5 separate regions of the Homo sapiens genome follow, and regions 2, 3, 4 and 5 are each linked to region 1. The links are chromatin contacts, found by Hi-C or POLR2A ChIA-PET in ENCODE. All regions are on one chromosome and are shown on one strand. Each heading gives the region's core, a stretch centred on a gene start or an enhancer-like site at or near the end of the contact. The rest is flanking DNA. Distances are from core to core; before and after follow the strand shown.

What was found. A loop is a pair of places that touch in the nucleus more often than their neighbours do. ChIA-PET counts read pairs that join two places held with the same protein, here RNA polymerase II (POLR2A). Pooled maps may share reads with other maps.
Region 2: a pooled map shows a loop between it and region 1 (6-fold over the local background). The contact joins the promoter of SP2-DT here to the promoter of CALCOCO2 in region 1. A Hi-C loop is called at or near these places in 8 of 50 pooled maps. POLR2A ChIA-PET finds 5 or more read pairs at or near these places in 2 of 52 experiments (SK-N-SH and endothelial cell of umbilical vein).
Region 3: a loop to region 1 is called in a map of CD4-positive, alpha-beta memory T cell, with 10 times the contacts of the local background. The contact joins the promoter of PNPO here to the promoter of CALCOCO2 in region 1. A Hi-C loop is called at or near these places in 1 of 168 maps with a recorded cell type or tissue (CD4-positive, alpha-beta memory T cell) and 8 of 50 pooled maps. POLR2A ChIA-PET finds 5 or more read pairs at or near these places in 2 of 52 experiments (Caco-2 and naive thymus-derived CD8-positive, alpha-beta T cell).
Region 4: a map of naive thymus-derived CD4-positive, alpha-beta T cell shows a loop between it and region 1 (3-fold over the local background). The contact joins the promoter of SNX11 here to the promoter of CALCOCO2 in region 1. A Hi-C loop is called at or near these places in 2 of 168 maps with a recorded cell type or tissue (naive thymus-derived CD4-positive, alpha-beta T cell and posterior cingulate gyrus), 9 of 37 single-sample maps with no recorded cell type and 17 of 50 pooled maps.
Region 5: a map with no recorded cell type shows a loop between it and region 1 (5-fold over the local background). The contact joins the promoter of SKAP1-AS2 here to the promoter of CALCOCO2 in region 1. A Hi-C loop is called at or near these places in 1 of 37 single-sample maps with no recorded cell type and 5 of 50 pooled maps. POLR2A ChIA-PET finds 5 or more read pairs at or near these places in 1 of 52 experiments (activated CD4-positive, alpha-beta T cell).

The regions. Positions count from the first base shown.
Region 1 is chr17:48,827,353-48,833,103 of GRCh38, forward strand. It overlaps CALCOCO2 (calcium binding and coiled-coil domain 2), which reads left to right and starts at 3,683. Exons shown (of 13, transcript NM_005831.5): 1 at 3,683-3,726. RefSeq lists an enhancer at 3,687-4,568 and a silencer at 3,939-4,098.
Region 2 is chr17:47,894,127-47,899,877 of GRCh38, forward strand. It overlaps SP2-DT (SP2 divergent transcript), which reads right to left and starts at 1,690. Exons shown (of 3, transcript NR_135480.1): 1 at 1,577-1,690. It overlaps SP2 (Sp2 transcription factor), which reads left to right and starts at 2,110. Exons shown (of 7, transcript NM_003110.6): 1 at 2,110-2,167. The coding sequence starts at 2,161. SP2-AS1 (SP2 antisense RNA 1) reads right to left here. Exons shown (of 3, transcript NR_103857.1): 3 at 4,260-5,177. RefSeq lists silencers at 337-631, 2,180-2,609.
Region 3 is chr17:47,937,079-47,942,829 of GRCh38, forward strand. It overlaps PNPO (pyridoxamine 5'-phosphate oxidase), which reads left to right and starts at 4,493. Exons shown (of 7, transcript NM_018129.4): 1 at 4,493-4,735. The coding sequence starts at 4,598. SP2-AS1 (SP2 antisense RNA 1) reads right to left here and starts at 4,326. Exons shown (of 3, transcript NR_103857.1): 1 at 4,269-4,326. RefSeq lists an enhancer at 4,245-4,539.
Region 4 is chr17:48,103,588-48,109,338 of GRCh38, forward strand. It overlaps SNX11 (sorting nexin 11), which reads left to right and starts at 4,179. Exons shown (of 7, transcript NM_013323.3): 1 at 4,179-4,251. RefSeq lists a silencer at 4,185-4,344.
Region 5 is chr17:48,290,802-48,296,552 of GRCh38, forward strand. SKAP1-AS2 (SKAP1 antisense RNA 2) reads left to right here and starts at 3,546. Exons shown (of 2, transcript NR_131240.1): 1 at 3,546-3,714. All of the region lies in intron 4 of SKAP1 (src kinase associated phosphoprotein 1), which reads right to left.

The sequences.
Region 1 (5,751 bases), core at 2,433-4,932:
CAGTTACTTGGGAGGCTGAGGCAGGAGAATTGCTTGAACCCAGGAGGCAGAGGATGCAGTGAGCTGAGATCATGCCACTGCACTCCAGCCTGGGCAACAGAGGGAGACTCCGTGAAAGAAAAAGAGACAGAGAGAGGGAGAGAGAGAGAAAAATCAGACTAACTGTTTTATTTTGTGCTATTGAATTTAGGTGCTGAAAATATCAACAAAATAACCTGTTGATAAAACAAAGTCTAGTTTATCCTTACTGCAGTGAGAAGAGCACTACTTTGACAGAATTGTGGAGGCTCAAAGTAGGGAGCACATAGTGGTATATACTGAGTCTTTGAAATTTGGTTTAAGTGTAGGCTCTTTCAATGCGGGTTGGGGGTTGATTAGGATGGGGTAAGGATCATGATACAATCATTTAGGACTGGTAGACACAACAGAGTATTTTGAGGCCAGCGGTTGTATAAACACCCAACGAGTTCTTGTCCACTGCTCAGAGAGAGCCAATTTATCAAGACAGGGGAATTGTAATAGGGAAAGAGTTTAATACCCATAGAGCCAGCTAAATGAGAGAGCAGAATTTTATTATTATTCAAATCAGTCTTTCTGAAAATTTGGAGGCTGGGTTTTTTAAAGATAGTTTGGCAGGCAGGGGGCTAGGGAATGGATGCTGCTAATTGGTTGGGGATGCAATCACAGGGGTATGGAAAATATTTCTTGTGTGCTAAGTCTGTTTCTGGGTGGGGAGTCACAGGACCAGTTAAGAGTCCTGGGTTCTGGTGGAGCCATCTGATTGTCAGAAATGCCAAAGTCTGAAAGGATCTATCAAGAGGCCAATCTTAGGTTCTACAATAGTGATGTTATTTATGGGAGTAATTGGGAAAGTTGTAAATCTTGTGACCTCCAGAATAATGGCTGGTAATCATTTAACTATGCCAACACGTTAGCAGAATTCAGGCCCCTCTCATAATTCTAAATCTGTGGCCTTTTATTAGTTTTATAAAGGCAAGTTTGGTTTTTTTTTATTTTTTTCTTTCTGAGACAAGGTCTCGCTCTGTTGCCAAGGCTCGAGTGCAGTGTGCAATCACTGCTCATTGCAAACTCAAACTCCTGGGCTCAAGTGATCCTCCTGCCTCATCCTCCTGAGTGGATGGGACTACAGGCTGGAGTGCAAAGGTGCAATCTCGGTTCACTGCAACCTCCGCAATCTTGGTTCACTGCAACCTCTGCCTCCTGGGTTCAAGCGATTCTCTTGCCTCACCCTCCCAAGTAGCTGGGATTATAGGCGCCTGCCACCATGCCCAGCTAACTTTTGCATTTTTAGTAGAGATTGGGTTTCACCATGTTGGCCAGGCTGGTCTCAAACTCCTGACCTCATGATCCGCCCGCCTCGGCCTCCCAAAGTGCTGGGATTACAGGCGTGAGCCGCCATGCCCGGCCAGCCTTCATTTTTAATTTACTGAAATAGTTATCATGTTAATGTAGACAATAAGCTGTGTGGGTGCAGATGGTTTTCATTCTCAGTGCTTTTAGAAAATCTAATAAGTAAAATTAAGGGAAATGTATCCAGGATACTGAGGGCACTTGTCCCTGCAGACCGAGTTTAAAATGGAAGATATTATTTTGGTAACTCAGAAGGTGATTTGAACTTTAGACGGATGACCCACTTCCTGGCTTACTCATCATTTCCCACCATCCGTTCATCTCAGTTGAATGCCACCAGTCTTGTGAGGAAGCAGATTAGGAATGCTCATTCCCGCTGGGTGTGGTGGCTCATGCCTGTAATCCCAGCACTTTGGAAGGCTGAGGCTGGTGGATCACAAGGTCAGGAATTCAAGACCAGCCTGGCCAATATGGTGAAACCCCGTCTTTACTGAAAATACAAAAATTAGCCGGGCGTGGTGGCGGGCGCCTGTAGTCCCAGCTACTCAGGAGGCTGAGGCAGGAGAATCATTTGAACCCGGGAGGTGGAGGTTGCAGTGAGCCCAGATCATGCCACTGCACTCCAGCCTAGGCGACAGGGCAAGACTCTGTCTCGACAAAAAAAAAAAAAAAAAAAGGAATGCTCATTCCCCTGCCTGAGATGGCACAGAAAAATTTCTTTCCACATTTAAACAGTGGAAGAAGGGGCACTTCCAAATTTAATCTTTCATAGACAGCATATACAGCATTTAACATCTTCTGGATGTTAAAGAAAAAAATATTCTGAAACTTGTTAAAATGGCAAGGAAGAATTTATTCAGGACCAAAGGGGAGATTATGCTGCACTCTGAATACAATAATGACAAGTGGGATTTATAGCCAACAAGCAGAGTGAGGGGTCACTGCATGGAAAATTACTAAAAGGAGATTCTTGTTAAACCAACTTAACAGGACTCTTGTTGAAGGCAGGCCAGGGTTATTAGATATTAAGGATGGGGGATTTTCTTTAAATTGACTTAGCAGAATTCTTTTCTTACTGAGTTTATTCTTTTTTTTTTTTTTTTTTTTTTTTTTTGAGACAGGGTCTCGCTCTGTCTCCCAGACTGGAGTGCAGTGGTGTGATCATGGCTTATGGCAGCCTCCACCTCCCAGGCTCAAGTGATCCTACCACCTCAGCCTCCTGAGTAGCTGGGACTACAGGGGCCCACCGCCACACCCGGCTAATTTTTTTATTTTTTGTGGAGACAGGGTCTCCCTATCTTGTCCAGGATGATCTGAAATTTCTGGGCTCAAGAGATCTCCCACCTCGGCCACCCAAAATGTTGGGATTACAGGCGTGAGCTACTGTGCCTGGCCATGAGTTTATTCTCTTTTTTCTTTTTGAGACGGAGTTCAAGGCCAGCCTGGCCAACATGGTGAAACCCCGTCTCTACTAAAAATACAAAAAAATGAGCCGGGCATGGTGGCGGGTGCCTGTAATCCCAGCTACTGGGGAGGCTGAGGCACGAGAATAGCTTGAACTCAGGAGGCAGAGGTTGCACTGAGCCGAGATCGCCCCGCTGCACACCAGCCTGGGCAACAGAGTGAGACCTTGTCTCAAAAAAAATAAAGACTCTTCGTGAAGTAGTGTTAAGTGGACCCAGGAGAAAAATGAAGATGACCTCTTAATGGCCCTTCAAATGTATAAAGCTTTCTCATTCAGGGAAGAAAGACATAAAGATGTAGCCCAGGCGCGATGACTCAGGTCTGTAATCCCAACACTTTGGGAGGCCGAGGCAGCTGGACCTCTTGAGCCCAGGAGTTCAAGACCAGCCTAGGCAACATGGCAAAACCCCATCTCTACTAAAAATACAAAAATTAGCCTGGCGTGGTGGCGGGCGCCGTATGGGCACCGTGGTTGTCCCAGCTACTCAGGAGGCTGAAGTGGGAGGATCACCTGAGCCCGGGAGGTCGGGGCTGCAGTAAGCCGTGTTCGCACCATGGCACTCTAGCCTGGACGACAGAAAAAGAAAAAAGAAATAAAGGTATAAAAGAAAAAAAAGAAAAGTAAACAGCTTCTTCCAGGGGATGAAGTAGGTTTATTTCGGTGAGATTGCTGCTCAGGACTTAGGAGAGCCATCAAAGGCAGAAGACCGCTCCTGGGGCCCGGTCACCTGAACACTACAAGTCCCAGCAAGCGCCGCGCGGGGGCGGGGCTTGCTGACCGTTGTGACGTGTGGGCGGGGCAGGCGGGACGGGCTCTCCCTTGGGTGCTTAGCCCCGCCCCCGTCCCACTCTGCCCTGTTGCTGTCGCGCCGCTGCTGGTTGCTGTCCCTGGTGAGTGCCTCAAGTGGAAAGGGGCAGTTAGGCCCTCGGGGTGCCCACATTCAGACTTGCAGTCCTGAGAAGGGGCCACGGGGGTAGAGGTGTGGCAAGTTTCGGTTCTCACCGCAGTTCACCCTCTGGGGTGATAGTGGGAGTGGTGTTCTGAAGGCCCTGGAGCCCCTCCCGCGGCCCGGGAGGGTTGCGGGGCAGTTTTGTCTTGCGGAGGGCAGCGCTGCAGTGCTGTGTGGCAGGGTGGGAGGCTCCTCGGGAAGAAGTGACACCCCTGGCGGCGGCGAGGGTCTTGAGGCGGCGGCTGCCGCCCCACGGGTCGTGGCGTCCCGTCCCCTCCCGCGGGCCCAGGCTGTGGTGGTTCCGTAATCCCTCGCCTGGATGTCATCGCCGTTGGCTTCGAGGCGGAGGTGGAGCCTTGTTGCGTCACCCTGAGCAAGTTACTTTCTTTTTGGGCCTCAGTGTCCCCCTTTACGAGTAGGTTTGATCCCTGAAGCGCCTTGCCTTTTGCATGCTGCAGCTGTCGGAGAAGACGTTCTAGGCAGGAGGAAAGACGGTGTCGTGACCTGCCTCTACAGTTAATCCATTGCCCCTCCACCACTGACCCAGCTTAGTTTGGGAGCTAATGTTCCCACTCGTATATTATTTCAACCCCACTGGACGTGTTAACTCTTTTCTATCACTTGGATTCTTGCTTCACATGCAAGCCAACAAGTGACCATGGTTGGAGCTGAGTAAAATATGGATAATATAACTTATTCTATTATTGGAAACACCATTGCAAGTAAAGGACTTTATGTGGTAGGTCTTTGTAGCTTGTGGAGAATACATGATTAAGGAATATCCAGATGGCTCAGTTTCCCAGGTATTTTCAAGGGACCTGGAAACTCTATCCTTTGGCAGACATGACAGCTGTGGAATGGAAAGGGCCTTGAAAAAGGTAGTCGATAATCCTGAGTTACCTGGCACTAACAGGTCATATTGTCTTTCGAGTCAGATAGTACATCTGTGGCTCTTTAAAAATTTAATTTGGCTGACTAGGCGCGGTGGCTCACGCCTGTAATCTCAGCACTTTGGGAGGCCCAGGCGGGCAGAATCACCTGAGGTCAGGAGTTCAAGACCAGCTTGGCAAACATAGCAAAACGCTGTCTTTACTAAAAATACAAAAATTAGTGGAGCGTGGTGGCGGGCGCCTGTAATCCCAGCTACTTGGGAGGCTGAGGCAGGAGAATCGCTTGGACCCAGACAGCGGAGGGTGCGGTGAGCCGAGATGGCGCCACTGCACTCCAGCCTGGGCAACAGAGTGAGACTCCGTCTCAAAAAACAAACAAACAAAAATTTAATTTGGCAGTATGTATTGATAGAATGTCATGTATCCTTAATTATTTTTAGATGAAAAGAGAGTTAAATGAACTCTTTCACTTCTTTTTTCCTTCACTTAGGATCATCATTATATCAGGCAAGGTCCTTGAAGATTTTCTAGCCTTAGCCATGCATTTTGCTGATGAGGAAACAGGCCAGAAAAGGGTACTGTGACTTGGCCAAGCTCTCAGAGTGGCAGAACTAAGATAGGAACCCAGCTCCCTTGGCTGTTAGCCTAGTCCCCTTTCCACCACACTTCAAACACTGTCACTGCCCATGTCACAGGGACATGGCATGTTAGAATCACCCCTGTCAAGGGAAAAGTGGATGGTCTCAGTAAAATGGAGATTAGTACACAGCTTTGAGCCTTTCAGAGTTTCCAGTTGCCCGCACCTGATGTCCCAGAACTATTTTTTCCATCTTCCCCTAGAACTGGCGCCAGCACTATGGTGGTGTGGATGTGAGATGAGGGCCTGTTTAGAAAAAGCTGGACAGCAAATTCAAACAATTGTTAATGAGTAGTAATAAAGGCCTCCTGGGGTGTAAAATTTTTGTAAGACACTCTGAAACATTTTCATATTTTAGGTAAGGGTCTAGAATTAACTTGGAAATTTTGGGCTAGAGCAAATGGCTCGATAATTTGAAGACCAGTGATTGTGTCTTTGC
Region 2 (5,751 bases), core at 440-2,939, 940 kb before region 1:
TTTTCTGAGAGACAGGGTCTCGCTCTGTCACCCAGGCTGGAGTGCAGTGGTGTGATCATAGCTCATTTTAAGTTCAAACTCCCAGGCTCAAGTGATCCACCCACCTCAGCTTCCCAGGTAGCTAGAACTAAAAGTGCGCACCACCACATGCAGCTAATTTTTTTTGTAGAGATGGGGTTTTGCCATGTTGCCCAAGCTGGGTCTCGAAATCCTGGGCTCAAGTGATCCGCCTGCCTCTGGCTTCCCAAAGCACTAGGAATACAGGTGTGAGCCAACACATCCGGCCATGGATGCATAGGGGTTTACCAGAAGGGAAGGGTCACATAGGAAGTCAACTAGTGGAAAAAAGCGTAAGTGTTTAGGAACCTGGAATCTTTCCTGGAGGGAAAAGGGTAGGATTTGTAGGAAGGGAACGGGGGTAGAGGGAGGAGATAAAGCATGAAAGATACACCAGTAAGAGTGTGTCCTCTGGTGGATGCTGAGGTTAAGAAGAAAAAAGAGTGGGAGGACTTTGCCTAGAAAGGAGTTTGGGCTTTATCTAGGAGATACGGATCCCATGAAGGATCTTTACTAGAGGAGTATTATTGTCTAAAGTCTTGTTTTTCAAAGGCTAACACTGAGAGGAGAAGACTGGAAGAGGCTATTAACATTTATTCAGCAATTACTGTGTACCCGGTATTCTGCTCTGCATTTTGTATTATCACACCAACCTTTTCTAGCAGTGTTTTTCAAACTGCCAGTCATGATCAACAAGAAGGAGAATAAGATAGGATAGGATAAGCATAGAAACTATCAGTGCGTCACAAGTAGTAAGCATTGTTTTCGGAAACTTTATGACACTCTCATACAAATAGCAGTGTACTGGTCTGTATGCAAAATGTATTTCTCTTGATGGACTATGTTTTTTTTTGTTTGTTTTTTTTTTTTTTTTTTTTAAGCCATCGCGCTAAGGTGTAGGTGTGATTAACCTCGTTTTACTGATGAGGACATGAAGCTCAGGGAGTTTCGGTACCCTGCCTAAGTTAGTGGGATGTGTAGGTTTCAAACCCAGACTGGTCTGAAGCCAGAATGGATTCCCTCACTAAGCTAGGCAGCCTTCCCAAGTTCTCGGAAGAGACTTGGGAGCAAAGATAAACCTACCCGCCTAGTGCCTACCAAGTGCTTTACCTCATCTCAAGAAGGTAAGGGTAAGTGGGGCAGAGGCCAAGCAGTACTTCTCAAACTCAAGCGTGCAATTCTGTCCACGCGAGGCCCTTGCTAAAATGCAGATTCTAGGCACGCCCCGTGAAGTACCGAGTCGGATTAGGAGAGGCGGCCAGGGGAGCCTGCCTTTAGAAAGAGCTTCGGATGATTCAGATGCACACGTTTGGGACCGTGGGCTATGGGGGTCGCCGCAATAACCATGTGAGGATTAACGGGGGCTTAACCGATTGTGAAAATCCCCTTAGAAGTGTCGCGTAAACAACCCCAACTCCCACTATGGTGCCGGACCCCAGTGCCTCACTGTACAAAGTCGCCCCTCCCCAGGCGACAACGAGAGAGGGACTAAATAAAAGGTTGATGGCTTTCCACTCACCAGGCATGGGGTTGAGTGGCAGCCGGCTACTGCCGAAGAGCAGGTAAAAGCTCCTGCCACACCTGGGCGAGACTGGACTTAGGGCGCAATGTATATGCTATTTCTGGGGCATTTGTGGGCCTCACCCTAAGGACTTCTGATTGGCTTCAGGGCAGATCTATCATTCATCCTCTGGGTTAGAGGTGGGTGGAAGGTCAACCTCGACCAATACAAAAGCACTCTTCGGCTAAGCCCCTCCCCTTCCAGCTTCCTGTTGCTGTACATCAACCACCCAGCGGGCGGGACTTTGCCTCCCTCCAATTGGCTGATGCACATGTCACTCATTATTCAATTGGCTTTCGGTTGGTGCGCTCTACCGTCCATCAGTGACATTGCACAGACCTATTGGTCAAATCAACGTCGCTCTAGACGCCTCTGGTTGATTGGTTAATAGTGCTGTCGGTCCCCAATGTTCCAAGCGCTTATTGGTGAAGGCTGCCGTCGCTCGGGCGGTGGCGGGCTCCGGGATTGGCGGTTGCTTGGCGGGCGGTGTCAGGCTCTCGGTGGCGGCGGAGGCGGCGGAGGCCAGGGAGGAAGATGTCGTAATGAGCGGTGGGTCCCGGCCGCTGCCGGCGGGGTCTTCCCGGCCCCCAAGGGTCAGGAAGACGGGCAGAGGCCGCGGGGAGAGGGAGCCGAGGCCGGGGGTTCCCCCCTGGGGCTGGGTCTGGCGTCGGGGCCCGGCTTCAGGAGGGGCGGGGGAGGGAGGATTCCCGCCCGGAGGAGGAGCGGGGCTGGCCAGCCGGGCGGAGGCACCCGGAAGGGGGCGTTCGACTCCCCGCCCCCTCGGAGCCCGCCGGGCGGGAGGGCGGCGCTTCCGGGGGCCGGCGAGAGGAGCGGGCACCGGGGTGGCCTGGCACCCCTCGGACGGGTGCCGACCCACTTCAACGCCGCTCTCCCGCCTGGGCGAACTATGCCTGGGTCGGCTCTGAGGAGGCAGCCAACAGCCCTTGTGTTCGCCCCGTGTCTGAGAGGCCTTCCTGCACTCTTAACTGTAGATGCCCACCAGCGATTCAGGGCTCCCCGGAGAACAGAGAGGGGCGAGGGAACGCTTGAGACCCGGACGCTGCCAACCAGATGGGCACTGCTCGGCATCGACGACAGCCCGGTTACTGATATATCCCCAGTCGGGCGATGGTGTCAGGACACGAGAGCACTCCCTGGGCAGATGACCTCTCACCGGGGAGTGGGCAAAAACCTTCCTTTAATGTTTTTACTTGGATCCTTGATCTTCCAGCTAGATATCTGCAAGCTCTTAGCAGAATTGTGAGAAGTTTGAGAACTTCTTGCCAGAGCTCCCAGCCTGTTACTTGACGCCCCGTAGGGGAGACTACTGCAGTCCCAAAGCTCAGGCGCAAACAATCTTAAGGAATTACAGAAGAAATAAAACAAAATAGATACTCGCTCTCTTCCTGTACCCACCTCCATCCCCATTGCTGACTTACGGTTTTCAGCCTCTTATCCATGCTTCTTATGTTTCCTTGCCAGCGGCTTTCTAATTTTAGTTCAGAAGGAACTATGTTTTCTCCTCTGGGCAACTGAGAAACCTGTCCTCACTGCATTCCTTGGTTTTGATTGCAATATCCTGTCATGTTTGTTTCTTAATTAACTTCATCCAAGGGGACTCAGTCTGGCCTTTCTCAGTGCATTCTCCCAAAGTTCTTTCTTCTTCTGAGGTTACTTCTTGTTCACTTATTGTTTCCTAGAGAAAGGTATGAGCCAGTAGATCTGCTTTAAACAATGAATTGGCCCAAGTTTCCCGTTTACAGATTTCATTACAGATGGACACTGTTTCAAGGTGCACTGGCATGCACTGTCTAAAACGGTTTCATGCTGTACCCCAGAAGGCATTCAGTTTCACAGTGGAGGGCTGTATTGAGTTGGTATTCTGGATGATACAATTTTTAGGGCTAGAAAGTTTAGAGTGTTGGCTGGCTCACAGGCTGCAAAGGAAATAATGGTGGAGTCCAGACCACAGCAGTAATTTCAATTACTAACACAAAGAAACCCATTGTCTGCAATAATGAATATAACTGCAGTGTCTTGTTTTGTTTTAAATTCTTGTGTGCGATGAAGGGGGCGAATCTATCAGACAACCTATCAATTGGGCTGATGATGTCAGTGTTCCAGTGGCTTCTAACAGGCGTTAATACCTGTTGGAAATGGATTATCATTGGCTGGGACGATTGGTAAGTTTTCTAATTCTAGTTCTTCCTCTTGGTTGTACAGAGGCTTAACCTCTTTGGTTAAAAGCAACTACAAGAAAAAAAGCGAGTCTGACATAATTATGAACCCCCCTGAGCTAGGCTGCTGAAGCCAGAAACTCTTTGCCAAGGAGACCCAAGTAGAGTTTGTTAATAATCGGATCCTCACCTGACTGCCCAACGGGGAGAACTGGCTCCGGGAGAAAGAGTTTGGCATCACTCTGGACAGCAGATAGACTGGCCACTTTTTTCTCTCAGATTCTATTAAAGTTTGGGCCTCTGGAGAGGCCTGTCAGAGAGGAGAAAAGAAATTATAAGATTTGGGCAAATGTCTGGGGTAAAGAAGCTTTATGGCATTTCAGCAAGTAGAGTGGTTGGTTCATTTGGATATTTTGGCCTTGAACTTCTTATTTCTTCTGGTGGTTAATACCAGCTTTTTGGAGAAGTTGAACAGTCCTTTGCTATAGGTCTGTGGCAGATCCCAAGTACTGTCAGCAAGTATAGTATTGCCCAACCAGGGCCCTTATGAAGACATTTTAAACTTGTTGCAGCCAACCAGTAGACCTTAGTATTGGCTTGGTTTCAGCCATCTTCTAAACCTTGCCCACTCATTTCTGTGATAGATATGTATAACATGTTTTTTTTCTAATACTTATTTTTTCACACACACCCCCCTTTTCTGTATACACAAAAATTGGAAACCCTGCTTCCAAACACTGAAAAACTTAGGATATTTTGGATCAGGTGGACAATGGCTATGGAATGAAAGATGCAGAGAAACACTGCTTTAAAGAGTATGTAGAGAGTTACAGAGTTTAGGGATGCAGTAGCGTGAACACTTCTGAGTTTACAAGATTTAACCTCATGGCCCCATCTTAAATCTTGCGGGCTGCAAACCTGGAGTAAAATCTGTTCAGGGAAGCTCATATGCTTTCTTACAAGTTCATTGGGTGATATGTCTGGAGTTTTCCCTTTTTGCAACTGACTTGGATTTGTCGGAATTTCTTCCCAGCACCTACAGGCTGAACTAAACCAGTATCCAGTACATTTCTGGGCTGATAAATGGACATCATTTTGGAATGCATTTGTTGCTTTTTTGCTTGTTTTTGCCTTGCTTTTGTTTTGGATATGCGTGCAACTCCTTGTATGACGTTGTCTAGACCTGTTGTAGGAGGAAAAAAAGTTCTTTCTCTTTATTTCTTCCCTTGTAGAGCCAACACTTAGATCTTTATGTTTCTGAAATGTAGTTGAGTGTCTTTTTAAAGATGCTCTTCCTCAATTATCAGCAGATCTTTTTTTGGCTAGCAGCATTCTCTTAGGAGACCTTGGGGTGGAGGAGGTCTCACTTTTCTGTCAGCAATCTATTGGAGCAAGGTGGAAAGATGAGTGAAGAGGGTAAAAATATGTGACATTTCTTTTTTTAAAATAATAGAGGCATAGTCTCTCTATGTCAGGCTGGTCTCAAAACTCCTGGCCTCAAGCAATCCTCCCACCTCAGCCTCCCAAAGTGCTGGGATTACAGGCATGAGCCACTGTGCCTAGCCAACATGGGACATTTCTAACTCGAGGGTATTGTCAGGCCATGTAGGAAAGGGAGCAGAGATTGCCCTTGAGGAGATGCTCCCAGGTGGCAGATTTGTCCTACTTGATAGATTCCAAAATGGAAAACGGATTTTTCTGCTGCCTCTGGGGACACTGAAAAAAGAACCTCCACATGAGTTCAGAGGCAGCACCGGCAGCTTAGGGGAAGTCATGGCTTCCACTGCGTGTCTAGGAAGCGCTCTTTCAGGATGCTCTGAGGCTGCCACTGGCACAGGGGAATACTGTGCTTCTCATCAGACTGGGCTGCGGGCTGATGTGCTCTTGGGAGATGAGCTCTGCTCAGGAGCAAGAGGTTGTGAAAGGGCTGATGTTTCTTAGGCTCCCCCAATGAGC
Region 3 (5,751 bases), core at 3,243-5,742, 890 kb before region 1:
TACTCATGCATCAGGATCCTGCCCCCACCTTCCACTTAGACAACACCACAGCTTCTCCCAACCTATCCCTGCCACCAGCCTGACCCTCCCTTGCTCATCACCCATTTGGTCACCAGAGCCAGGTTCCAAAACACAAATCCAATCACTAAAGTAAAACTGAAATACATAATTTAGTCAGATAATTAGAAAAAAGGTGGTTTAAGAAAGTAAACGTAGCTGGGTGTGGTGGCTCACGCCTATAATCCCAGCACTTTGGGAGGCCAAGGAGGGTGGATCACTTGAGGCCAGGAGTTCGAAACCAGCCTGGCCAACACAGTGAAACCCCCTCTCTACTAAAAATACAAAAAATTAGCCAGGTATGGTGGCAGACACCTGTAATCCCAGCTACTCGGGAAGCTGAGAAAGGAGAATTGCTTGAACCTGGGAGGCGGAGGTTGCAGTGAGCCCAGATTGCACCACTGCACTCCAGCCTGGGCAACAGAGTGAGACTCTGTCTCAAAAAAAAAAAAAAAAAAAAAAGGAAAAGCATTAGAAGAAAACAGGCAAGGCACAGTCCCCAAACCCACATGCAGACCGTTTTTTTTTTTTTTCTTTTGAGACTGAGTCTTGCTCTGTTGCCAATGCTGGAGTGCAGTGGCACGATCTCAGCTCACTGCAACCTCCGCCTCCCGGGTTCAAGCCATTCTCGTGCCTCAGCCTCCCAAGTAGCTGAGATTACAGGTGCCCGCCACCATGCCTGGCTAATTTTTGTATTTTTAGTACAGACAGGGTTTCACCATGTTGGCCAGGCTGGTCTCAAACTCCTGACCTCAAGTGATCCACCCACCTCGGCCTCCCAAAGTGCTGGGATTATAGGCATAAGCCACCACACCCGGCCATGCAGACTTTTTTGTTTCATCTTGAGAAACCAGTGTGCCTCTCTGTACAATAAAAATGTTACTATGTATTTTCTATTCATTTAAGACTTTCTCAAGAGAAGACTGAAACAGTAAAATAATTCCTTTCTCCCACTCAGAAAGTCCCTGCTCGTGGTTGCGTCAGTAGCAAAAGTAGCTAGCAGGCTTGTTTCCCTTCTGGTTGTGCACTGAGGGGCTGCTTTGTGACCCAGAAACCAAATCCAACTAAGCAGAAAAACATAACCCAAGTCTACTTATTATCCTCAAGACAAAGGGAAAAATACAAAAGGGCAATCAACTGCACACTTCTTTGCTAATCGCCAAGGGAAGGAGACGCTGTCAGAATCTAGCACTTTTTCTCCCCATCTGGTCTTTAAAAAGCAGGAACTAGACACTGGTTCACAGGCTAAAAAATATCACAGGATAAAATATCAGAATCATTGTGTCTAAAAGCCTGACCCTGGGCACCTGCATGATGACTCTGCAGCAAGGAGCACCTATCCCTGCCTGCTTGTTCAGCTTGTTTTCTCATCACCTTTGCTCCAGCAGTATTACATGTCTCCAGGTTCCCCCAAGTGCACCATGCCTTTACTCACAATGTTCCCTCTTGCTGGGACGCCTGTTCCATTGTCCATCTAGCGAAAACTTACTCATTAAGACATCAAATGTCCACTCCCTTTACAAAGCCTTTCCTGACTGTTTGATCCTCTTCTTTTTGCTCCTCTTTACTGTACAGAAACACCCGTTAAAATATCTCAGGAGGCTGAGGCAAGAGAATCTCTTGAACCCAGGAGGCGGAGGTTGCAGTGAGCCAACATTGTGCCACTGCACTCCAGACTGGGTGAAAGGGTGAGACTCTGTCTCAAAAAAAAAAAAAAAAAAAAATCTGCAACAACTCTTAAGCTCACAAATCTGCCTCCCCCTATAGACTACAAGCCCGGGTTGTCATCTTCATCTCAATATTCTCAGACCTGGTTCAGTGCCCGGTCCAAAGGAAGTATTTAACAAATGTCTACTGAATTAATACATAAATATGTATCTACTTCCACTATACTGAGCTGTTGGCTTTTAAGTACATAGATGATCTTAGTCTTGGTGTCCTAGAATCCAGGTCCAGGGTAGCAGCAGCCCAGGAGTGCTGAGTGTGAAGAAAAACCCCATGGCCAGGCACGGTGGCTCACGTCTGTAATCCCAGCACTTTGGGAGGCCGAAGTGGGTGGATCACTTGAGGTCAGGAGTTCCATACCAGCCTGGCCAACATGGCGAAACCCCATCTCTACTAAAATTACAAAAAATTAGCCAGGTGTGGTGGCACACGCCTGTAATCCCAGCTACTTGGGAGACTGAGGCAGGAGAATGGCTTGAACCCAGGAGGCAGAGGTTGCAGTGAGCCAAGATTGCGCCACTGCACTCCAGCCTGAGTGACAGAGGGAGACTCTGTCTCAAAAAAAAAAAAAAAAAAAACCCATGAACCAAACCCATCTGAGTTGAAGTGCACTCACTACTGCTTACACAGGTTCAACTGCAGGGGCTTAGGAGGGCAGGAGTACAGCAATGTTCTTATACAGAAAGACAACTTCGGCCAGGTGCGGTGGCTCACGCTTGTAATGCCAGCATTTGGGAGGCTGAGGCAGGCGGATCACAAGGTCAGGAGATCGAGACCATCCTGGTTAACGTGGTGAAACCCCATCTCTACTAAAAATACAAAAAATTAGCTGGGCGTGGTGGCGGGCGCCTGTAGTCCTAGCCACTTGGGAGGCTGAGGCAGGAGAATGGCGTGAACCCGGGAGGCAGAGCTTTCAGTGAGACGAGATTGCGCCACTGCACTCCAGCCTGGGCGACAGAGCAAGACTCCATCTCAAAAAAAAAAAAAAAAAAAAAAAAAAAGAAAGACAACTTCAACAGGAAAGTAAATCTACTCAACTTTCTCTCAATTATGCTGATGGAGGAAAATGATGGCAGCACAAAAAAATCCAACCAGTGGAGAATCCATAGACCAATATCATTAAGCCTTGAGACATGTATTATTTCTTTGCAGCAAAATTGTCTTCCAGATTCTATCTGGCTCAAGCTATGTACACATAAAGGATGACAGGTATCTAATGTAGGGCTTCATGAAGCTCAGCTGTAATGCAGACACCTGGCCAGGCCAGGAAGTTCCCCTTACCTGGCACAGTCCTGGGTGCCTGCCTAGATGGCTCTTGCAGTTCCCCTTCCTGATGCTGGTGGAAAGCAGGGCTACAGAGAGGTCTCGACCCAAGGCCGCCCCAGCCAGCTCAGAATTGGACTGGGCATGAGTGGGTTTCCCATTTTTCAGCCTTGCATCCACAGCCTGGAAAGGCTATGCACAGCCACCTGCTCAGTGTACTCTCAGTTGGCAATTGCTTGCATTGACCTAGGGGCTAGACTCCTACTACCTAGCATGGGCAAAATGTGGAAAAAGGGAAGCTTGACAAAGATTGGGGAGACCCTGGAGAAATGGGACATTGGCAGCCTTGCTATCTACCAGGACACTGGCTCCTATGAACTCCAGTGCACCATGGCAGGGGAAACCATGAGCAAAGGGAGTAAAATGCTCTGACCCTTGCTTAAATAAATGAGGCTGGAGGGAAGGGGTTTAAAACTAGAAGAGGTGGCGGGCGCGGTGGCTCACGCCTATAATCCCGGCACTTTGGGAGGCCAAGGCGGGTAGATCACTTGAGATCAGGAGTTTGAGACTAGCCTGGCCAACATGGTGAAACACCGTCTCTACTAAAAATACAAAACTTAGCCGGGCGTGGTGGCGGGCGCCTGTAATCCCAGCTACCCGGGAGGCTGAGGCAGAGAATTGCTTGAACCCGGGAGGTGGAGGTTGCAGTGAGCCGAGATCGCGCCACTGCACTCCAACCTGAGCGACAGAGCTAGTCTCCGTCTCAAACAAAACAAAACAAAACCAAAACTAGAAGAGGAAAACCACTCTGGTCTGGGATACCTTGGTCCCAAATTTCCTTCTTCCCCCTTCCCATTCAGCCATCTTCCTTCTCACCTCACCGTCTCTTCCTCACCCCACTGCACCTCCCCACTCGGGGCATGGTCCACAAGTCATTTCAACCTCTCCCACTCTCATGCCCTAATTTCTCCCCACAACCAGATTACCCTTTTCTCTATGTGTCCCCATCACCTTGCCTCAGAGTCTGGCCCCTAATTCCATTTTCCATTTTTCTTTTCCCATTCCACTAGTCTCCCTTCCCAGGGGGTACTTCCTGCCCTAAGCTCACCTACAGGCACCTACTATGGGCCAGCCACTTAATACTGACTACTCCCCTCAAGCCCCCGGGACACATCCTCCGCCCCGCCTGAGCTGCAAGAGATCCTCCTATACCTTTAACCAACCTCCACGTGCGTGTTAACCGCGGTGACAGCATTTCCTTGTCTCTCTGCTCCCGCCCCCAAAGGCGCTACCCATTGGCCGCTGGGTTCCTCTGTTCTCGCTCTAATTGGCCTCGTTACCGAAAAGCTCCAACCAATGACCTCTCCGTGTCTGTCTCCCTCCTCCGATCCTGGAAACTCATTGGCTCCGAGGACTTAGGACCTGTTAGCTTGGTTGGGCGACTGGCAAATCCTTCCTTCCCCGGGGTAGAAGTCCAGGGTGAGAAATTGGTTCCGAACTCAAAGGAACCCAGTGCCGGGCCACAGCCGGGTCACGTGGCCGGCGGCCCCCCATGACGTGCTGGCTGCGGGGCGTCACGGCGACGTTCGGGCGACCTGCCGAGTGGCCAGGCTACCTCAGTCACCTGTGTGGTCGCAGTGCTGCCATGGACCTGGGACCCATGCGCAAGAGTTACCGCGGGGACCGAGAGGTGCCGCCGCTAGGGCCAGGCCTCCTGCAGGGGCGGGGGAAAAGGGGTCCCCGGAGTCATCTACAGCGGGGAGGGGAGTAGTAGGAGCCCCTCGGGGCTTCTGGGGCCACCCGGTGGGGCAAGGAGGTTTGAGGATCACCCCCCGTGGGAAAAGGGGGCTTCAAAGACATCCCACCAGGGGAGGAGTTCCGGGGAAACGCAAATGAAGATGGGTTCAAAAGGCAGCCTTTCGTAATGGGTAAGAGCTCGAACTTTGGAGCCTGCCTGGGTTGGAATGTTTAATGTATCTGGGCCTCAGTTTCCTCATCTGGGAAGTGATAGTATCTGCCTCACGGGGATGTTATGGTCTAAGATGTTTGTAAAGTGCTTAGAACCCTGCTACTCGACAGGTAGCAAGGTCAAATAACTTGCTCAGTCCCACAGCTAGTGATGAATGAATCGGGGTTTCATGTGATGGATGTCAGGACTGTGCTGGGCCTCCCTCAAGGGCGGGGGAAGAGGGGTCCTCGGAGTCATCTACTGGGGGGAGGGGAGTAGGAGGAAACAGCCCCTCAGGGCTTCTGGGGCCACCCCCTGGGGCAAGGAGATTTGGGGGTCACCCAAACCTCCTTGTGCCAGGTGGGCATGGTCATGGGCCCCTCTTTAGGTGGGTACAGTGACAAACAGCTTACAAACTGTTTGACAAAAAAGTAAGTGGAATATGGGGGAAGGGGACTAGCTCGGGGAGGAGGGGAGGAGAAAGCTCTTAGCTTACTGCCTTCAGTACTTTCTGCTGACCACTGGGAAGTTCTTTTCCTTTTCGCTCCTCAGGAGGGGAACCAAGAGAACCTTTTAGGAATTGGGGTCCAGGGCCCTGGTTGCCAAATCTGGTTGCATGTGGGCATTTCTAGAAACGCTTGTTTAAAATGCAGTTTTTCCAGCCTGGGCAACATAGTGAGACCCTGTCTCTACAAAAAATTAAAATTAGTCGAGCATGTTGGAGCGTGCCTGTAATTCCAGCTACTTGGGAGGATGAG
Region 4 (5,751 bases), core at 2,929-5,428, 720 kb before region 1:
ATTCTTCCTGAAACATTTGGGCTGGGTTTCTAGGAAGAAGCAAGTGAGAAGCAAGCATCTCCTCACTTCCTCCTGTAGTGTACTGTTTTTGACTGATGATGATGAGAAAATTAGTTGTAATGATAATTAGCTACTATTAATGAGTGCTTTTTTTGTTTTTTTTCCCTGAGGTGGAGTCTTGCACTGTCGCCCAGGCTGGAGTGCAATGGCAAGATCACGGCTCACTGCAACCTCCGCCTCCCGGGTTCATGCACTTCTCCTGCCTCAGCCTCCCAAGTAACTGGGATTACAAGTGCATGCCACCATGCACAGCTAATTTTTTTGTATTTTAGTAGAGACGGGGGTTTCACCATGTTGCCCAGGCTGGTCTTGAACTCCTGAGTTCAGGCATCCACCCGCCCAAAGTGCTAAGATTACAGGCGTGAGCCACCACTTCTGGTTTATTTTTTATTTTATTTTATTTATTTATTATTATTATTATTTTTTGAGACGGAGTCTAACTCTGTCACCCAGGCTGGAGTGCAGTGGCATGATCCGGTTCACTGCAACCTCCACCTCCCAGGTTCAAGCAATTATCCAGCCTTGGTCTCCCGAGTAGCTGGGATTACAGGTGCCCACCACCATGCCCAGCTAATTTTTTTGTTTCCCGAGACTGAGTCTTGCTCTGTCACCCAGGCTGGAGGGCAGTGGTGAGATCTCGGCTCACTGCAACCTCCACCTCCCGGGTTCAAGCAATTATCCAGCCTCAGTCTCCTGAGTAGTTGGGTTTACAGTCGCCCGCCACCGTGCCTGGCTAATTTTTGTAATTTTAGTAGAGGGAGGTTTCACCATGTTGGCCAGACTGGTCTTGAACTCCTGACCTCAAGTGGTCCCACTGCCTCCGCCTACCAAAGTGCTGGGATTACAGGTGTGAGCCACCGCACCCAGCCTTAATTTTTGTATTTTTAGTAGAGACGGGTTTTCACTGTGTTTTCAGGCTGGTCTTGAACTCCTAACCTTGTGATCCCCCCGTTGCAGCCTCCCAAAGTGCTGGCGTTACAAGTGTGAGCCACCACACCCGGCCTATTTTTTTTTTTTTTTTTTTTTGAGACAGGATGTTACTCTCTCTCCTAGGCTGAAGTGCAGTAGTGCAATCACGGTTCACTGTAGTCTCAACTTCCCAGGCCCAAGTCATCTTTCCCCCTCAGCCTCCTGAGTAGCTTTGAGCCACACCTTACTCAGCTAATTTTTTCTATTTTGTAGAGCCAGAGTCTTGTCACATTGTCCAGGTTGGTCTGGAACGCCTGGGCTCAAGCAGGCCTTGACCTGTCTCGGCCTCCCAAAGTGCTGGGATTACAGATGTGAGCCACCATGCCTGGCCATAAATTCTTGATTGATTTAATCTCATTTCTATCTAACACCCAAACCATATTTCTGTCTACATAAAATGCTGCCATCCCTAATTCCTTGTATTGAGCTGAATTCTGCTCCCCATGGAGATGCCACCTATTTTCCCTAATTCTGGCATCTGTAGCCACACAGTAAGCCTTATCTTTCTTTCATATGTTTCTTCTAATATTGAAGTTCAGCCATCATGTTCCCTGAGGTCTCTATTTAAATGTCATCATTTTCCTAAACTGTACATTACAGGGCAACAGTTTCAGATGTATCATATTTATTGTGTTAGTAAATTCTGGCTCTTATATGTGTGTTTCAAGGTGGAGAGGGCCATCACTGCCTTTGTCCTGTATACCATTCTTTTTTTTTTTTTTTTTTTTTTTTGAGACGGAGTCTCACTTTGTCACTAGGCTGGAGTGCAGTGGCATGATCTTGGCTCACTGAAGCCTCTGCCTCCCGGGTTTAAGTGATTCTCCTGCCTCAGTCTCCCGACTAGCTGGAATTACAATCACACACCACCAGATGGTCTCAATCTCTTGAGAGTTCAAGACCAGGCTGGGCAATATAGTGAGACCTCATCTATACAAATAATAATAAAAAATTAGTCGGGCATGGTGGCACACACCTGTGGTCCCAGCTACTTAGGAGGCTTGGGTGGCAGGATCACTTGAGCCCAGGAGGTTGAGGCTGTCTTAATATTAAGACATGTGAGGCTAGGCACGGTGGCTCATGCCTGTAATCCCAGCACTTTGGGAAGCCAAGGCGGGTGGATCATGAGGTCAGGAGTTCAAGACCAGCCTGACCAATATGGTGAAACCCCATCTCTACTAAAAATACAAAAATTAGCTGGGCATGGTGGCGCGTGCCTGTAATCCCAGCTAGTCAGTAGGCAGTTTCTTGAGACTTTCCTGATGAGATCAGTGATGAATTTAATAAATGTGATTTTTTTTTACATTGAATAAATGCATCAACATTGGCTGATCTGCATAACTCTGTACCAGTATTTTCTAAATGGCTTGACTCCCTATCACACTTAACCTTTAAGAAATGACTCCATCTCCAAGGTGGTGTGTACTTAAAAATAAATAAATAAACACTTCCAGTCTCGGCAACATAGGGAGACTCTATGTTGTATAAAATTTTAAAAACTTAAAAAATTATCTGTATAAAAATTTTAAAAATTAACCGAGTATGGTGGCACACGCCTGCGGTCCCAGCAGCTCCAAGGGCTGAGGAGGGAGGATGGCTTGAGCCCTGGAGGTTGAGGCTGCAGTGAGCTGTGATCCTGCCACTGCACTCCAGCCTGGGCAACAGAGCAGGACCCTGTCTCAAAAAAGCAAAGAAAAGTTACCATTTGTTGAATTTGGGTAGTATCAAAGAAGAGTATTCAGAATTGTTTGAGAAGGCTAAAAATACTCTTCCTTTTCTCAACTACATAGCTATATAAGGCTGAATTTTCTTAATGTACCAAAACAACAGAGCACAACAGAGAAAGGGGAAGCACATAGGAGAACCCAGCTATCTTCCTTTTTATTTATTTATTTTTTACAATGGAGTCTCCCAGGCTGGAGTGTAATGGCGCGATCTTGTCTCACTGCAACCTCCGATTCCTGGGTTCAAGCAATCCCCCTGTGTCAGTCTCCTGAATAGCTGGGATTACAGGTGCCCATGACCACGCCCAGCTAATTTTTGTAGTTTTAGTGGAGACGGGGTTTCACCATGTTGGCCAGGCTGGTCTCGAACTCCTGACCTCAGGTAATCCACCCGCCTCCGCCTCCCAAAGTGGTGGAAGTACAGGCGTGAGGCACTGTGCCCGGCCCCTTTCTTTTCTTTCCTCTCTTTTCTTCCTTTTAGCTCTCTCTCTTTTTTTCAGACAGGGTCTTGCTCTGCAGTGATCAGGGCTCACTGCAGCCTCGAACCCCTGGGTTCAAGCCATCCTCCTGTCTCAGCCTCCCGAGTAGCTGGGACTACAGGCGCGTGTCACCATGCCCGGCTAATTTTTAAAATATTTTGCAGAGGCGAGGGTCTCCCTAAGTTGGTAGGGCGTGTCTCAAGCCTGGCCTCAAGCGATCCTCCCGCCTCGGCCTCCCTAATAGTATTGGGATTACAGGCGTGAGCCACCGCGCTAGGCTTGCTGAAATTATCTTTAAATAAGTTGTTAAAAGACCACCAACACATTGAACGGCTTTCTCTTGCTCCCTAGCTGCATGATATTGCTTCGAGTTTGTTTCGGTGTGAGCAATCTGAGTCGCCGGACCCTCTCGAGTCTGACTTTCACTCTGACAATCGGTCCGTGGCTTTACGAATCTGAATCGGAGTCCCCTTGATAGCTCCGCTGGGGAACAGCAAACTACGAGGTTCAAATGGTGGCTCTCGGGACTTAGTGAGGATCCAGGGATGTGGGCTTCCTAAAGCCCCGAACCTCCCACACTGCAGACTATCCCTCGCATAGCGAGAACAAGAGTAACAACCCCCTTACACCCCTCTGCTCCCGGGACCCACTGGCTGCCCGTCGCTGACGCCCCCTGGCCGCTGATTGGCTTCCCCTGACAGTGGGCGGAACGCGGCCCCGGATTGGATATCCATTCGCCGTCCCTCACCCGGCACCTGCGTGCACTCTCCGGCGTCCCAAGTGAGTGGAGGGGGGATCCCGACTCCAGTCCGGGGCCTTGGCCAGCGGAGCCGCGCTATTCGGAAGCGGGAATCCCACTCAGAGCCCGGGCCTGTAGGGGCGGGGCGTCCCGGGCACCCGGGATTGGGGCGTCTCCCGTCGTGCACCGGGGCACCGGCGACTCACCCGGAAGGAGAAGCCGTGATCTGGCTATATGGTGGGGCGCGGGCGGTGTCGCTGTGGGGAGCTGGTGCTGTTCTCAGGTGAGAGGGCGTGGGCGGGGCCTGGGGAGTGGGTGCTGCTCTCCTGTGAGGGGGCGTGGGCTTGAGCGTCAGTAGTGGCACTCGGGATGGTGGCATCGCTTTACATCCTAGGGAGGGACTCTCTTACCACCCGGGATTAAGGCAAGGGCTTGCTCGGGATCCAAGAAAGGAAACCCGGCTTTTCAGTTTACCTTCAAAGTGTATCTTTCACTTCCTACCCCCCAAGCTTAATCGGAAAGAAAGAAGGACCATGTGGACCTTTCGGTCCTAGTTTGTTGAGAATGGAGAAAGAGTGGCCGTAGTAAAAGACTCTGGGGACATTTACTTAAATGGCTAAGACTGGGGGCAATGGCGAGTATTTTACGTGGACACGGGAGACTTGGCGGTAGATTGTGGTCGCCTTTGTTACTTACCTTCCAAGTGAAAGGCGTACGATTAGAGATGGACAAAAAGATGGAGCATAACTGCTTGGTTGAGATCACACAGAGCTTGGTCAGAACTGGGAGCTTCCTCTGTTTAGTACCTGTGATATTTATAATTGGAGCGAGAGCTTTTTGAATTGCTTTCTGCCATCTGGCACTAAAGGCTCAAGATTGAGTAAGAAGGGACGGTAGTCTCAGTAGTTCCATCTACTTTTATCACCTGATTTGTTTCTTAACCTGTCTCTTGAAGTTGTTTAAATGGGAGAGAAAATAAATGGTGAGACTAAAGCCTTGCATTGTTACTATATTAGAAAGCTTTACGATGAATCTACTTTGTAAACAGCAAACAATCGGGTACTCACCAGAGCTACTGGTGCTGGTACAGGTGAAGAAAGTAAAGGAAACTTCAGATGTGGTTGAAAGGGCCCAGAAAATGTAGTTAACACTAAGTTATGTAACTAGCTATGGTCACTGACTCTAGCCTTATTTGGATGAAGTACAGATCCATCTCCCAGATCAGAGAACTAAAGTTAGGAACTTCCTGCTGCTTCTCCAGAGGCAGAACTGAGCTTTTTCTTTTGAGGAGTGGTATCTGTGGGGAGGAATCTAATGGAGAAGAGTGGTTGCTAGAAATTACTACTTGGTGTCTAGGTTTTTGTATTTGTTCCAGTGTTTATTTGTTTGTTTTTTGAGACAGGGTCTTGCTCTGTCGCCCAGGCTGGAGTGCAGTGGTGTGATCTTGGCTCATTGCAGACTCCGCCTCCTGGGTTCCAGCAATTCTCATGCCTCAGTCTCCCGAGTAGCTGGGAGTACAGGCCTGTGCCACCATGCCCAGCTAATTTTTGTATTTTTAGTAGAGACGAAGTTTTGCCTTGTTGGCCAGGCTGTTCTTGAACTCCTGGCCTCAAGTGTTCTGCCCGCCTCAGCTTCCCAAAGTGTTGGATTACAGGCGTGAGCCACTGGGCCAGCCCAGTGTTTTTAAGGACAGTTACAACTGAAACTTTCTTTTTTTTTTTTTGAGACGGAGTCTCACTCTGTTGCCAGGATGGAGTGCAGTGGTGCGATCTCGGCTCACTGC
Region 5 (5,751 bases), core at 2,296-4,795, 540 kb before region 1:
CAATTTTAAATATTCAAAGAAAAGAAAAATATTTTACAAAAAATTAAAGACACTTCTGACCTGGTGTGGTGACTCACACCTGTAATCTCAACACTTTGGGAGGCAAAGGCAGGAGGGTCGCTTGAGGCCAGGAGTTTGAGACCAGCCTGGGCAACATGGTGAGAATGTTTCAAAAGACAAAAAATTAGCTGGCTGTGGTGGCATGCGCCTGTAATCCCAGCTACTCAGGAGGCTGAGGCAGGAGGGGTTTGAGGCTGCAATGAGTTATGATGGCACCACTGCACTCCAGCCTGGGTGACAGAGTAGACCCTGTCTTAAACAAAAACAAAAACAAAAACAAAATCATAAACTTTTGCTCAGAACTTGCATTTCTCTAACTTTGCAAGCACAAATTTTTATACCTGTTGACCACCTTCATGGGGTTACTTTGAAAATAGTAATTACTAAAGCCCACTTCACTGAAAATTTGAGAGTTAATTTTTAAAATTTCTGAATTTTGGGGCCACTGGTGCTGGAAAAAAAAATTACTCTCTCTGTTCTCTTTCTTGTAAAAAATTCAGTGCTAACCCACACAAATCCAGACAGCTGCCTCATCTATTCTGCTTCATCTATTCTCTTGCTGAGGACATTCTATATTCTTAGGTTCCTATTGAACAACAGCACCATTCTGAAAAATTTGCGTACTGGCAATCAAATCATTCTGCAAACAGTAACGCAGATTCCAATGATAAGATGAGTGAGCAGGATGCAAGAACATCTTAAAGATCACCTGCCACACTTGTGTTTGAGGTGCTCAATGGCTGTTTACACCAAGTGCCATCTGGCTCTATAGATATAATAACAATTATTCCATTGAGGTGTGTAGCTCCCTAAATCATATTAATATACAATGATTCCGCTAGTCTTATAGGAGTTGATGTCTTTGTGCGCTCTCATTTAACCTGGGTAATGCGCTAAAACAAGTCTGCCTCATCATTAAGAATTGATTTTTTATTTATGTGAATGTCACTGGCAATCCCATGATATCCCTTTGTAATTCAGTTGAACAGGACTGCATACTAGCGTTAATCTATTTTTATGGCATATCTTTAAAAATTTGCAACATCTTGCTACATTTGGATATTTATATAGAGATTTGTGTTCCTGCAGAAAGCTGTTGTTAGCTTTGGAGATCCACTTCATATAGCAATAGGGCAAGTATCTAATATACTTCATTAGCTATCTTATATCAGATAAGGGTTTATTTCTTTAAATTATTTAACCTTGGTATAACCTACTAAAATCACATAAATCACAAATACACTAATGAAAATCATTAGTTTAGCCTATTCAAAAAAAAAAAAAAGAAAGAAAGAAAGAAAAGAAAAAAGAAAACTTCCAACAGGGATAAAATTAAAACATTTTAAAATCAGCCCTCTGGAAGCATTTCATGAAAGTAACTTGGTGAATTTGTCATGATCACTCATTTCTTAATGTTGTCATTGGTCAATCGTTTAGTCATTGATGTTAACAACTATTCTGATGTGCTAACATTTGTAAAAAAAACCAAAAAAACAAAAACACATCGCTTTTTTTCTGGCTGATTCAAAATCTGATTTTAAAAGTCATAGTTACAACTATTTATAAATATGCCTTCATGAGTTTTGCTAATTTAAAATGAGATAAACACAATAAGCAACAATAAAAAGAAAAAATACATATTTTAAGATACCAAGAAAAAATACTACATCACAAAATTATACTTTAAATCTAGTCTTCCCAACAGTATTTACAAGATTATTAAATAATTACCTTATGGGGAAGTTCTGTCAGAACACCTCTCATATTTGGATGAGTATTATAGACTTTGAACCTGTTCATAAAGCAATAGCAAGCTTCTTCAGAAAGTCACTGAATTTTGGGCATGGGGAGATATGGTAAGTTATACTGCAGGTCTTGACCATTTCATGCTGCTGCTTTAAAGGCAGAATTACTCTTATGCTGTTGAATTTATCATACACAATTACTGATACTGCAACTCATAAGGAAGTTAAGCAAAGTTTCAGAACAAATAAATGAGGTAACAATTTTTCAAATCTAAAGGATTTTGAAGAGGATTGTCACTGCAAACTATAAACTACTGTAAGATTCTTGGTCTAGAACAATCTCTTGTGGATTATTTAGACAATTTTTAAAAAAGCACACTGGGGCAAGTTCATTTTTCTAACTTGAAAATATACGTCGTAAAACTTAATTAAAGGCTCAAACTTAAGAAAGACACATTCATAAAAAATCTACATTTGAGTTAGATTGTGAAATCTATGTAGTTTTCAATATAATATATTAATATCTGTAATCCTTAAGCTGTAATTTTTACAAATATGTTTTCCAAGAGCTGCATAAATTAACTTCTTTATGTATTGTATATGTTATAAATAACTAGAAGGAATTACGTACTTTTATATTCAATAAATAAATACATTTAAAGCTCAGATACTTTCACTAAAATAGATCCACAAAGAAGCTTGGAATGTTCTTCTGTGGTCTTCAGAACTATGTGTGGTGAGCAATTATCAGGAATAATACATGTGTCTGTTTTTGAATTCAGTAAGCCTTCTAAACATTATTTTAAAACTACTCCACAGAGATGATAAAAGGTGTATTAATCACCTAAATGCCTATAAATTGAGATTTAAGGTCAGAGATATTCCCTTAGTTTACTTAAGATATTCCTTGGATATCCCTTAGATATTTCCCTAGTTGTCCCACACGGGCTTGCTTGATCACACATCATATCCTGGTACATACGAGGTTCTGAGTTAGCACTGTGGAATTGGTGTACAAGGCTTACAAGTCAGCTTTTAAAACGTAATAATGATAGCATCTATAATACTATTCTAGTGATTCTATGCTTTTCTTTTTGTTAAAATCATCCCTTATTTTAGGAATAAGCTAAGTAAAGAGGGAACATGGAGTCAGACTGAAATCTACTTCAGGGCTCACCTTTGTCGGATGAACAGTGAACGCTCTGACATTGACATTCACAGCAGCATTGCTGCCGGGTATTGCTATAATTTGCTCTCTATGATTGTTCCTTTAAACAAAAAGCTCTGCGCTCAGCATGCAAAGAAGTTAGAAGTGCGGGAAGGAGGGGGAACCACACATATAAGAGGAGAGAGAGGAAAAAACTGCAGATCAATCATTTATAATTAACAAAAATCCGATTGGTGCTTTAAATAGAGATCAATGTGTTCCAGGCTGCCTGGATTGTGGGGATGTATTCACCTTCTGGTAACTCTCCAAGCAAGCTGTCACACCTACAGAATCACCATTTGTTTTCTTAACAAAGCTTCAGGGGGCGCCAGGCTCTCATTGAAATTTCATTAATCTAATGGAGTAAAGTCCTATAGAAAAAAATCAAATTCTCGTTGGACGAGATGCTACCTGGGAAAGATAACCTCTGTTTGAACTCTCAGACTCGGATCTCTCTGCTATTAGTCTGAGGAAACAGACAGCAACAACGCTGATTACAGCCACCGGCCTCAACAATTTTTTTTTCTAACTAGCAATTTCGAGTGCAAGTGCCACAGTGTCAGCTAAAGAAACACAACTGCGGGTTTTCTGCAGAGCAAAATGGTTCTGAAATGTCACTGAATAGCTCACAAAGGACGCCAATCTACGACAACAGAGACATAAGCATATAGGAGAAAGGGTCCACACATCCTCCTTTCAAAGGTATGTTGTTTACATGCATGTAATTTGTGAAACCCACAGCTATTCAATTCAGGGTTTTCGCAGAAGTCTAAACCAAAATCTGTGTAGAAAGCAATTATCAAGATTCCTCCAAAAGTCACAGAAATTTGGGTGTGGGGAAATTATGACATGTTATACACATAAATAGATGCCCTACATAGTACATGACCTATATAGTATAGTCTTCAAGTTCCCAAGACATCAATTATGGCTGTTACGTGGTGATGATACTTCAGCATCACCTCCATGTGATTTGACTCACAAGTTTTCAAAAGTGGCCTAAATCTGGACATGTCAATATATAGTAGCAACAGTTACTTTGAGAGGAAAATATGGAATGTTGATTCCTTAAAGTTCTTTCCAGGAATGTCCCCATGGCTCATCTGACACATGGTAAGGGTATATGATGGTACACCTATGTGACAAAAAGAGCCAGCATGACAAAGGCTGCATCTATGCCAAAGTAAAATAGCTTTTGGTACTGCTTATTTTTTCCCAACTTAAATGGCTATTTGTAAAAATTTAAATGACTAACAGACCAGTAGTTTTAGGCACAAAAGTCTAAAACAGAGAATGAAACAACCTGTAGAAAGCCCTCTGCTAGACTCTTATATGATCACTATGTTTTGCACGAAGCAACTGGGCAAAGGAAGTTGACTTCAATCGGGCAAGATCACAGTCAAGTTCAGCACTGCTTTCTGATTCCATAGACGTCTAAATCTGGAAGTGACAGTGCAAACCTTACTTGTGTTAAGGAAGAAGACTTATTGTACTTTAAACTAAAAAGAGAAACTAGTAATTTGAACATAAACTACAACTTGTATTTCCTTTCTTTTTAAAGCAGGGACCTAAAAATTGTAGCATATGATAAGGAGAAAAAAGTCATACTTTGAAAAAAGAAAAGGAAGGTCATGACATCCTAGGCAAGCAATTGAAAGGATTCAAAAAATTCTGAGTCCATCTTTAAAGATACTTTTTTTCTTTTACAATAAGCTTGCCGTTTTTCACCTAGGTCACAGAAAGCTTGCTGCAGATCAGGAAATGTCTTCAGTTTCCAAAGCCTCTCATAGCAGTGAGTCACTTCCTCTTTTTTTTTTTTTTCCATTTTCGCTGTTTATGGGTAAACATTGCTCTATTTGGATATATTTAATATTTTTGTGTCTGGCACAAATTTATCCATAAGGATCTAGCTTCTTTTCATACGTAATTCCTTTAATTTCCTGTCTGAGATCCACCTGTAGAATTATACTTCCGGTCTCCATCTACATCCTGTTTAAAGATATCACCGAGAGTGATATACCAATTTTTTAAAATTCTAAGCATTAGGAAAATGAGTACATAACACATTTATGTGTCTATGTGTATATACTATTTATGTAAACATATAATATATGCAAAACATATATGCATATACACATACGATATATGCAAATCTGTATATAGAAAAACTTAGTTTACTCAAGATTATTAAAATTGATCCTGGGAACAAAACAATACACCTTTTCTAGGCATTTATCCCTACTATAGAGACAGAGAAAGAAAGATTGTGAGAGGGAGACACACACATTCAGATGAGCCTTCAGGGAATTGTATGAACTTTTGAACCAGAGATGGAGAGCCAGAGCCCAGCCTGTTCCCACTTTAATAAACATTTTTTTCTTCAATTAATTAAGGTTTGGAAAGAAAAAAAAACCACAGAAGAGAAGTAATTTAGCATGCAATGCATACTTTACAGATGGATCCTACCTTCGGATGCTTATTAAATCTATGCATGACTGCGCTGGAGAAAATTAATTGCATTGTTTCTCACTATTGGAAAATAGGTTGCAAACAGCTCAAAAATAAAAAGGAAAATGAAGCAAGGTGGTTGTTGTTGTTTAAAAAAACAGCTATAGTATAAAAGAAATACTTTCAAAGTCCTAAAACAAGTAATACCCACGACTGGCATAAGAGCATAGATTTCTTTAAAATTGTTTTGATGTTTCAAAATACCATATATGCTGCCAGAATACATGTATC